2 separate regions of the Homo sapiens genome follow, and region 2 is linked to region 1. Evidence: chromatin loops called from intact Hi-C (ENCODE). Cell type or tissue: heart right ventricle. All regions are shown on one strand. Links, peaks and the distances in the headings refer to the core of each region. The heading gives the core; the rest is flanking DNA. Region 1 has its middle 11 kb from the start of LINC00428. Region 2 overlaps LINC00400 (long intergenic non-protein coding RNA 400).

Region 1 (5,382 bases), core at 250-5,249:
CATTCCAAGCCTCCTCCCTGCTTGGCTAGCACAAACCTTAAAACGACACACGCACTTCCTCAAAAGATTCCTTTATACCATAGAAGTGAAGTGCAGGAGGCAAAAAGATCCAATGGTTTTTTCTGACAATAGTCTCTGTAAAACATCACAAGAAACCAATTAAAGAGGATGGTAGTGAGCCTGAAATAAAAGGGAAAGTTGCTAAAGATATTGTGGTGGTAGAATTGATAATCCCTGCCAATGAATTATGCAGGGATAATTATGAGAAGGAAGGAAGACTGTTGAGGCCTGTAAGTATACATGGCCAGGTGATCTAGAAAATGGTGATAAGGTAGGAAGAAAGAAGGACCAACATTTTTAGTAATAAAGAAAGGAGTTGAGAAAGTATCTTTTCATTTAAAACTAATATAGTATTTCCCTTGCTACTCTCCTACCTTGCATTCCCATTTACCTTTTAAGAGCATTTATCCCATCAGTTTGTCTACAACCTATCCTGTGAGGTAAGGTGGAGATAAGAGATTTGTCCAAGGTTTCAACATTAGTGAATGGCAGAGCTACATTCTCATATCTTCCAGAAATCCCGTGGTTCCCCTTTCTTTTCCAAAATGCTATGGCTCATGGCATTGCTAACCATCTGCAGGGATTAAAGGACAGGCATTGCCTGTAAAGGGGCAAAGCCAGCCCTTTGGTTTGCATCAGCAGCTGCTGTTGGCGGGGTTTAGGTTTATTCATAACTGATTAGCTTAATATGATATCCTTATCCCAAGAATCTTTCTATCCTTGATTATCACACCTGGGGTTGGCCAATTAACTGGGACAAATTCCAAAACATTGAGAGAAGCTCTCTTCCAGGGTGTTTCTCCTCTCCTATATCTTGTCTCCCACTTCCAAGCAACAACCACACTAGTCTCTCTCTCTCTCTCTCTCTCCCTCTCCCTCTCTCTGTGTGTGTGTGTGTGTGTGTGTGTGTGTGTGTGTGTTCCGAGGTGAGCAGGCCTATACAAACCTACTTCCAAAGGCCAGGGAAGGTGAGGAGCTGAAGAAAGAAGCTGACAAGTCCAGATTCTCAGAATGAAATAATAGGGATTTATGAACAGAAGCCATATCTCAAGCAGCTGCGAATGGTGGATCCCTACAGTACACTGTTACCCCACAGACCCAGGGCTTACAAATCATAGGGAATTTGCCTAAGGGGAAGATATATGTGTTTACGATAACATCAAGGTTGTTTTGACCTAAGGGCAGGAATTATTCGTAATTATACACTCTTAACAGTAGATAAAATAGAAATTTTAGAGGCATTTTCGGAACTGGGGTTAATCAGAAGTCAACATGGCCAATTAGTATACAAGATGGAGTTACTCTAGCCTGAACATTCTTCTTCCTCAATGTCCCCCAAACACGTGCTTACCACCATCACTGCACCACTGTGGCTGCTTTAAATGTCCCTGCACTCAATCCTTCACCAGCCACCACCATACTTATTTCTTTCCATCTGTAAAAATTTTCCTCTTTTATCAAATCCATTCATTTACCAAATACTCATTGAATCACTACTATGTGCTAGGCACTGTTCAAGGAACTGGGAATACAGCATTGAACAAAACAATGTCCCCGAGCTCATGGAATTTTATTCTATAGTCTTTGAAACTCTTTATTGACCACATCAAATCTCCCTTCCTCTGAAATACTATAAATTTTGTATATATGGCCACATCACCATCAATGTATTTACACAGGCTAGAAATATGAAACTCATCTTTGATTCATCAGTCTCCATCTATATCTAGTCATTTACAAAGTCCTGACTTTATAAAATACGTCTACATTTACTATAACTACAATGTAATTTTTCTGAAGATACTTTCTGAAAGACAACTGAATCTCCAAATTAAATATGTAGGCTTCTTATCTTGATTTAATATCGTGAGAATTCCACATGCTCATTCTTTTGTCCTCATCCATACTCTCACGGCTCTAGCTCAGGACTCTCATCACGGGTCACCTTGAACTGATGTAATCACCTCCAGCCTCCTAACAGATTGCTCTGCTTCTGGGCTTTCCTCCCTCAAATCTCTTTCTTGGGTTCACTCATGATTTATTTAAAATAAAAAGCTAAATCTAATCAGGTCCATGCCCTGCTTATAACCTTTTAAAAGTTCAAGCTACTTGATATGGCACCAAAAGCCATTCGTGTTAGGTTTTTTATCTCATTGCTTTGCATAGCTTCTATCTCATTTTTCCTACTCTCTCTCTCTCTCTCTCTCTCTCTCTCTGTGTGTGTGTGTGTGTGTGTGTGTGTGTCTAACTCATACTAAAGTTCTTTAGTGGCTGGTTTGTACGATATTGTAGTCTCCATGCCTAGCATAGTGCCTGGCCTATATTAGTTCCTTACTAAAGTTTGAATTGAACTGGGTTTTTGATATTGTTTTGAATTTGTATGTGTCTTTGATCTTAAGCTTTCATATGTCTGTGTCTTCTTCAACTGTAGAATGTGTTCCTTGGGGGGATAATCAGGGTTATTTACAAATGTTCTTGTTCTCTTCCTCCTTTGTACGTTGCAGAAAATTGTAGGATTTTCTTTCCCACACCTTTAAAATTAGGAATAGCCACATGATTTGTTCTGGCTAATAACATGTGAACAGAAGTAGCATGTGTCATTTCCTGGAGAAAGCATTTCCTGGAGATAGCACAGAATACTGCCACTATGTCCTCCTCTTGGTGTATGGAAAGCATAAGAACAGACAGAGCCTTTCTCAGTCCTTGACTAAGGTGAGCAGAGGCTTCTGCTGACCTGTGCATAAAGTGCAGCATGGGCAAGAAACTATTGCTAATCCAAGAAGAGGTGGGGGCTGCTTATTGTGGTCACCATAACTTTGCCTATTCCGACTGCTCCATTGCCTGAGGACAGGACCTGTACCACTTAACTTTGTGTCTCCATTGTGCCACATTTAAAACAGACTATAGACATATATTTAAATGTTGATTTCTGATTTTTCTTAATTCACAATGTCCAATTTCAAATATCCCTCTCCCATCAGTTTCTGTTCTCTCCATACTAAAGCACAATTTCTACTCATTTTAGCTCAACTATGGTTTCTAAAACAGAAATTTCTAATCAGTTCATAATCTGGTGCCAATCACTGGTGTAAGGTTTTGTAGGGAATGAAATGTCACCCCCGATGACTGACGACGATTCCTTCAGCTCAGCTGTGGTCAGTGTCCTCCAGGGACGGTGAGAAGGAATGTTCAGAGCACATGCCCTGCAGCTGAGCAGCAAAGCAAAGGGCTTGTAATAAATCAGCTTCCTAGGGGAGGTGTGTGTTGCAGTACAGCTGTCCCTGTAGCCTCTGTCCCAGCAGATGGCACAACATGGCAATAAATGTCATGAAAATGCTTCTCCCATTTGCCTTTATATAAACCCTTCACTTCTGAGCATGTAATTCTGTGAGCAGAAAAAAAATGATAATCCTCTGTGATGCTTTTTAAACTCTATTGTTAAACAAGGGAATATTTTTAAAGGGAGGGAGGAATTCCAAATCAGAGCCCCTTCCTTGAAGGAATGCCTAACATGTATTTATTCTCTATGCAATCCTCATGGTAACTGGAGAGGCATATTCTTTCTCCACATGTAAATTTTATTATACCTCACTCCGATATTATTTCATGCACATCAGCACGGAGCTAGTTTCTAGATGTGCTAGTCCACTGAGTTATTAATAAAAACAAAGAGCCCACAACCTTCTATTTTCTTCTACTTGCTAATAGTTTCAGAACAATTCCTTTTACTTCCTCTGGCAGCCACACTTCCAAACACATCCTCTCATAACTGGACAAACAAGTCCAGCTAATTACAACCTATCTGCTTAATATCCTGAAATTTAAAATTAAGATTGTAGGCACTGTTTTTATGATTACATGTTTTTAAAAATTAGTTTTTAGCCAGAGTTATCACAAAACTTTGAATTTTAACTTGAAATTTTTGGCTTTATAAATGTCAAGGGTTTTACTTTAAAATATGTCTACATTTACTATAACTACAATGTAATTTTTCTAAATATACTTTCTGAAAGACAACCGAATCTCCAAATTAAATATGTAGGCTTCTTATCTTGATTTTTAAAAAATCGACCTAAAGAAAAAATGCAATGTTTCCTTTGAACATAAAGTATTTAGGGACCACAAGAAATGTCTCTAGTGTGAAAACATACACAAAAAAACATACAAAAAATGTGAGTTCTTAGGCCTATCCTGTGAATGGAATAAGATCTCCTGACCTGTATTATCTACAACTGTTAGCAGCAGTGAATCTGTACTGGTTGCCCCAACCTCAATTCTTGCCTCCTCAGAAGAAATTCAACCAAGGGGCATAAGGCAGAGAGACTGAGACAAGTTTTAGAGCGGGAGTGAGAGTTTATTAAAAAGTATTAGAGGCCTGGCACGGTGGGTCACACCTGTAATCCCAGCACTTTGGGAGGCCAAGGCGGGCGGATCACCTGAGGTCAGAAATTCAAGACCAGCCTGACCAACATGGAGAAACCCCGTCTCTACTAAAAATACAAAATTAGCCGGGCATGGTGGCATATGCCTATAATCCCAGCTACTCGGGAGGCTGAGGCAGGAGAATCACTGGAACCCAGGAGGCAGAGGTTGAGTGAGCCGAGATCGTGCCGTTGCACTCCAGCCTGGGCAACAAGAATGAAACTCTGTGTTAAAAAAAAAAAAAAAATTAGAGCAGGAATGAAAGGAAGTCAAGTACACTTGGAAGAAGGCCAAGTGAGCAACTTGGGAGATTGGGTGCATGGTTTGGCCTTTGACTTGGGGTTTTATATGTTGGCAATCTTCTGGAGTCAATGATTCCCTTGGGGTGGGCTGTCTGCATGCGCAGTGGCCGGCCAGCACTTGGGAGGGGCCGCAAGCCCAGTGTGTTTACTGGAGTTGTGCATATACTTACTTGAGGCGTTCTTCCCTTACCAGTCGAATGTTCCTGTAAGGTCATGTATCAGTTAAACTCTGCCATTTTGCCCCTTAATGTACATGCTTGAGCTTTCTTGCCCAAATCCTGAGATCTTATCAGAAGCTGCTGATCACCAGTTTCAGGTGTTTCTATCTATTGGGAGACTGCCTTTCCCTGGCACTGGCTGCAACCAATTATTACTTTAGAGAGTCAGCTTAACAACTGGCTGGCCGGCTGGGTGCAGTGGCTCATGCCTGTAATCCCAGCACTTTGGGAGGCTGAGGCAGGCGGATCACCTGAGGTCAGGAGTTTGAGACCAGCCTGGCCAACGTGGCAAAACCCCGTCTCTACTAAAAATACAACAATTAGCTGGGCGTGGTGGCGGGTGGGAGACTGTAATCCCAGCTACTTGGGAGTTTGAGGCA
Region 2 (5,382 bases), core at 275-5,274, 250 kb after region 1:
ATAAATGGGACAAGATGCAGCAAAATCAAATTAATTTTGAATTCCTCTTGAAAAAAAGCATGGCAATGGATCTTGTAGGCAGAACAGTTAGAGCAGGAAGGGTTCCTGTCTCTTCTGAGCATAGGGCAGTAGCAGTGAGATTTCTAGTCATCTACTGCCTCTGAAATAGCCTCCTGCATTGATTTGCTTTCTGCTGCTGTGGAGGGTGGGAAGGGGCAAATAATTTGTTTCTTGTTTTGTTCCTGTCTTATTCTTTGTCCTCACAACTCCCAACGCATGCACACACACACACACACACACACACACACACACACATCCACACACATCTTAGAGGCTCTCAGGTGCAAGGCAATGAATGGTCTATGGGAAAATGGTGGGAAAATGCATATTCTTTCTGAAAAAAAATGTATATTCCATCGCTTTTTTTGAAAGAAATTGCTAAATGGACCCCAAACCATCTCCTCTGACTTATATCTAATGTTTTGTGAAAGCCGTGGACATTGGTGCCTTGAAATGTCACTGAAGCCTCTCACCAGCCCCTCACAGAGGTGCTGTGCCATGCTCTGGACCTGACTTCTCATGCCAGTCTCTGCAAGTAGCAAGCATGGCACTCAAGCCACAGGGAATAAAAACTGTGACAAGGAAAGACAGACTGTCCACCTGGTTGGACCACTGCCAAGTCATGTCCTTCCCTGTGTCATTCCATCTAGGATATTTTTCCCATTGGCACCAACTTCATTGCAATTGCCACCTTGAAAAGTGGAGCCCTCTTGGTTGAGGCTTCTGTGTCACTCAAGGTCACAATCTTGTTGCTCAAGGCCCTGGTTGTAACCTCAAAGAACGTCAGTCCTCTGCTGAGGAAAGAGGCTGAGCAGGGAAAAGGTGCCACCTGGGCCCAAGCAAGGGGAACCTGGGAACATGGCATTTACAAAGTGCAGGACAGCGTGGGGCCTCAGAGGGGAAAGTGGTCATTCAGCAGAAACACTCGGGTGAATCTCTGGCCTGATCTCTATGTAAGCAGACAAACTAGCCAAAAGGCATGACTGGTGGATTTCAAAAGATGTTCTGTGAAGAAATGTTATTTCTGAGTTGGAAGTAGGAGGAACTCTTTGAGATCCCCACTGTATTACACAAATGTTGACAGCCTCCTCAGATTCCTTCAAAGCCACCTTACTTCCAAAGCTGCTGCCTGCCCCTCACACCCCTCACCCCACCAACAGCATCACTGTCTTTGCCAAGCCCTGGAACTGCCTGGAATCCAGTTGGGGCCCTGAGTCTGTGTGACCCTGTTACCAGAAAGGGGTCTCAATTCAGACCCCAAGAGAGGGTTCTTGGATCTTGCACAAGAAAGAATTTGGGGTGAGTTCATGGAGTAAAGTGAAAGCAAGTTTATTAGAGAAGTAAAGAAACAAAAGAATGGCTACTCCATAGGCAGAGCAGTGGCATGGGCTGCTTGACTGAGTACACTTATGTTTATTTCTTGATGATATGCTGAACAAGGGGTGGGTTATTCACGAATTTTCCAGGAAAGGGGTGGGCAATTCCTGGAACTGAGGGTTCCTCCACTTTTTAGACCATATAGGGTAACTTCCCAGTGTTGCCATGGCACTTGTAAACTGTCATGGCGCTGATGGGAGTGTCTTTTAGCACACAAATATCACAATTAATATATAATGAGCAGTGAGGATGACCAGAGGTCACTTCCATCACTATCTTGGGTTTGGTGGGTTTTGGCTGGCTTCTTTACTGCGTCCTGTTTTACCAGCAGGGGCTTTTTGACTTGTATCCTTTCATACTAGTCCTGCCAACCTCCTATCTCATCCTGTGACTAAGAATGCCTGATCTCCTGGGAATGCAGCCCAGCAGGTCTCATCCTCATTTTACCCAACTCCTATTCAAGATGGAGTCACTCTGGTTTGAATACTTCTGATAACCCCATCCCCACTGCTGAGCATCCTCATTCCTGGTCACTTTTCCACTCCAGGATTTGGATAAAATACCACAGCCATGGGCATGGGACCTGGCCTCCTGAGCAGCTCCTGAGGAGCCAGATGATACCCAGAAATGCAAGGTGTTACCTCCATGGTGTGTGAACCTGAACCAAGGTAACTGGAGGTGGAGAGTATGTCCTCCCTCCACCCTGAGGTGTGATTCAACCTGGCTAATCTTCTGCAGAAGTCCCATGAGCTGAGCGGACACACTCAGGGCAGTTTGTGTCTCTAGCCACTCACCAAGAAGCAGCATCTAGAGCAGCACCATTGCATCACCTTGATCCTCATCTTTCCTGCCTTTCCTCCTCTTTCTTTCCTCACCTCTCCAAGGTTACACCTCTCCAATAAAGCAGCCGCACTGTAATCCTTGCCTCAGCCTCTGTGTGGAGGACGGGGCTAGGAAAACTAGCTACATGAGTCATACTCAGAGCTCCTCCCTGTGGCAAGCATTTTAGGTAAAGGAGTAGGTGGTGAAAATCATGGCCTTTCTCTACGAATCAGTCCAAAGACTCTCCCCTTCATTTGCTAAATGACCCCTGATGTTACAGCCACCTCTGGAAGCTGCAAGTTTCCCAAAAGCTGAGGTTGAGGAAGGGTCGGTTGGTTAATTGTTTTTAAGAAGCAGTGTAATGGACCTTATTACTTAATTGACAAAGGGCTTGACTGGTGGAAAATGAAGCCTCCTTGCCTCCAAGATGTTGCAATTAGTTTTCTTTAAAACAGAAAAGAAATGTTCCTGAATAATCAAAAGAACAATAGCAATAGTAGCAACACCCCAAGTTACAAATTGCCTGGGCTATTGGCCTCCTTTAAACACACACATAGGGGGCATTGCTTTTTCCTGTCCAGAGGAAAGAAAGCTGATGCTCTTCCCCTCTCACTCAATGCCCTCCTCACAAAGTCTTGCTGACCCTGCCTCGTGTAAATATTTCATTATTTACGGGTGTGTTGGTTTATTCACGCACCTGCCCAGCCATCCTGTGATCTCTCTGTTTGTGTGGAGCCTGTGTGTGACTAGTTGGTTGCAGCTGGTGCTAATGAGGCCAAAGCCTGGGTTCAATCCCCAAGGGGGCCAGTTAACTTCACCTGCTCCGTGGCTAGAGGCTGCACTCAACAGCTCTGAATGGAGCTTGTGTTGTGTGTACTGGGCGACAGGCACAGGGGTAGAGGGAAGGGAGGAGATGGTTCAGCATGTGGTCCCCATGTCTGCTGGAGAAACAGCCACAGCCCTTGGCACCTTCCACCCCTGCAAAGGTCAGCACTGTGTTTCTTGTTTTTTTTCCCCCTAAGATTACTTCTTTTATCCTAAGGTTAGAGGACGTGGGCATGTATGTTTTAAAATTTCCCCTTTTTATTTAATTGGCAAGTATTATGTCTTATGAGTTAAAGAGTAAGGCACATTTTTTTGGCCTCAATTCCTTTGGGCATCCATTATTCATTTACTAGAACACACAGCCTACTGGAGAGGTGCATCTGTGGACATCAGAAAAAAAAAAACTAGGAGGAGTTACAGATTGTGGCATAAGGTTTGGTGAAAATATTCAAGAAAAAAATTATTCACTCAACAAATACTTATTGACTGCCTATTATGTCTCAGGCACTACACTAAAGATACAATAGTGAACAAAATAGATTTTAAAATTTCTGCTCTATGGAGCTTAAATTCCAGAGGGAGAAGGTGGTGCAATAGATAGTAAATAAGAAAAAGGTAGTAAAAAATATGTATTTTACATAACCATAATTTTGAAGAAGAATAGAGCAGGAAATGGACAGAAGTCACTAGGAAGGGTACTCCAACTATAATAGGATGGTTAAGGTAGACCTCAGTGAAAAATGATGTTAGGGCAAGGACCTGAAGTAAGGGAGAGTGAGCTGCGTAGCTAGCAGAGGGAAGAGCAAAGGTGAGAAGGGCAAGGAGGGAGCATGCATAGTGCCTGGTATGTTTGAGGAACAGCCGGGCGGGGGTGCAGTGTGGCTGAGGCAGAGGGAGTGAGGGAGAGGCGATGTTCCTGAACTGAACTGGGGTGTGCTCACCTGCTGCAATAAGATCAAACATCCACACAGAGGTTTGCAGAGGGAGAAAGGAGGGCATTTATTTGCAGGGCACCAGGCAATGTTGATTGGGCAGCTCATGCTTAAGACCTGAACCCTTGCAAAGGTTTGCAAGCGAGGGTTTTTAAAGGCAAGGGAAATTTTCAGGAAAACAAGTTAATACAGGCAAATTTAAATCAAGGCATGGAGGTTATACATTGGTTTGGCCTAAGAAGGTGGGACACCTTGAAGCGGGGCCTTTACACGTCATAGGTGGGTTCACAGATTTTCTGATTTGCAATTGGTTAAGGAAAAGAAGCTTTGTTTAAAAATGTGGGGTTAGCAGAAAAGAACGTTAGCTCTGGCTCACAGGTGTGACTTCTTCCAGGCCCATCAGGAAGAAAGAACGAAGAGCAGTGGTCGGAGTTCAGTCCCCGGTTCCCCCTTATCCAAGGTCTGTGTGCCAGCAGATACATTTGGTGGGGGTCCAGGTTTTGAAAACAACTCAGGGACATACGTTAAGAATTAATCTTTAGTTTCTATAGGGAACCAAACATCCCATGACTCTAATTTCCTTGGCTATTGTTTTAGGCTACTATTACCTTCTTGCTGATCAAATTGCTCATTTACTTCTCAGGGCCAGCTAAGTGCCTGCAATCTGAAGGAACTTAAGATTTTTCATTTCCATGCTTGTGGTAGTGAGGGGGGCACAGGCCCCTAAGAGGGGTCCCTGCTCCATCTCAGGATGGGAGATGCAGCCAAGAAAAAAGGGAGGAAGGAGAATCAGGTGGCGTCTACAGGCCCTTGCAAAAGCTTTGGCTTCTTTCTCAAAAAGTTAGAAAAGGCTTCCTCAAAGATGTTGCTTCTGAGTCGGGTCCCAGGAGCTGATTAGTGTTAACTCATTCATCTGCACTCCGGCTGAAGCAGGTGTTGCCAGACTGACCGTGTAATTTGGTAGTTAACATGTGTGTACCAGGCTGTGTTTTCAGACTTGAAGACAGAGTGGAGTTAGCATCTGCTCCTACCCCTCCCTCACCCACCCCATCCCCACGCACTCATACACACTACCGGCCTGGGAGTCATATGAAGCTTATATGGTCCCACCATGGGGGCCCACACAAGGACCGGGATTAGTTTGCCCACCAGCCAGGCAGGTGGGGGCTCAGAACAGATAAAGATTTGTATTATTTCTTGAGCCACAGTTATAGATGTCAGCTCATGCTTGCTAAAGAAACAAATGAAAATTAACTGGCAAGGCAACCCCAGGGCAACTGAATGAGGGAGAAAGCAAACACTCCCCGGGTTCCAAGCAGGAAGGAGCCACATGGGGGCTACTTTGGGGGCATGGAGGAAAAGGTAA

Evidence for each region. Hi-C counts contacts between places; a loop is a spot of excess contacts. Peaks named below come from ENCODE experiments on the same cell type or tissue, not always from the same donor. Only the 100,000 strongest peaks of a DNase experiment are listed, where the experiment ranks them.
Region 2: it touches region 1 in a loop (5-fold over the local background); 7 of 110 quality-filtered maps call a loop at or near these places.

What each region holds. Positions count from the first base shown.
Region 1 is chr13:42,880,665-42,886,046 of GRCh38, forward strand. No RefSeq gene overlaps it. Among named protein-coding and RNA genes, the nearest start is that of LINC00428, 11 kb to the left of the region's middle. In heart right ventricle, for the core only: a CTCF peak has its summit at 3,359 (motif pointing right); no DNase peak of the experiment used is centred there; H3K27ac peaks cover 444 bases.
Region 2 is chr13:43,130,064-43,135,445 of GRCh38, forward strand. All of the region lies in intron 1 of LINC00400 (long intergenic non-protein coding RNA 400), which reads left to right. Among named protein-coding and RNA genes, the nearest start is that of LINC00400, 20 kb to the left of the region's middle. In heart right ventricle, for the core only: a CTCF peak has its summit at 2,431; no DNase peak of the experiment used is centred there; H3K27me3 peaks cover 269 bases.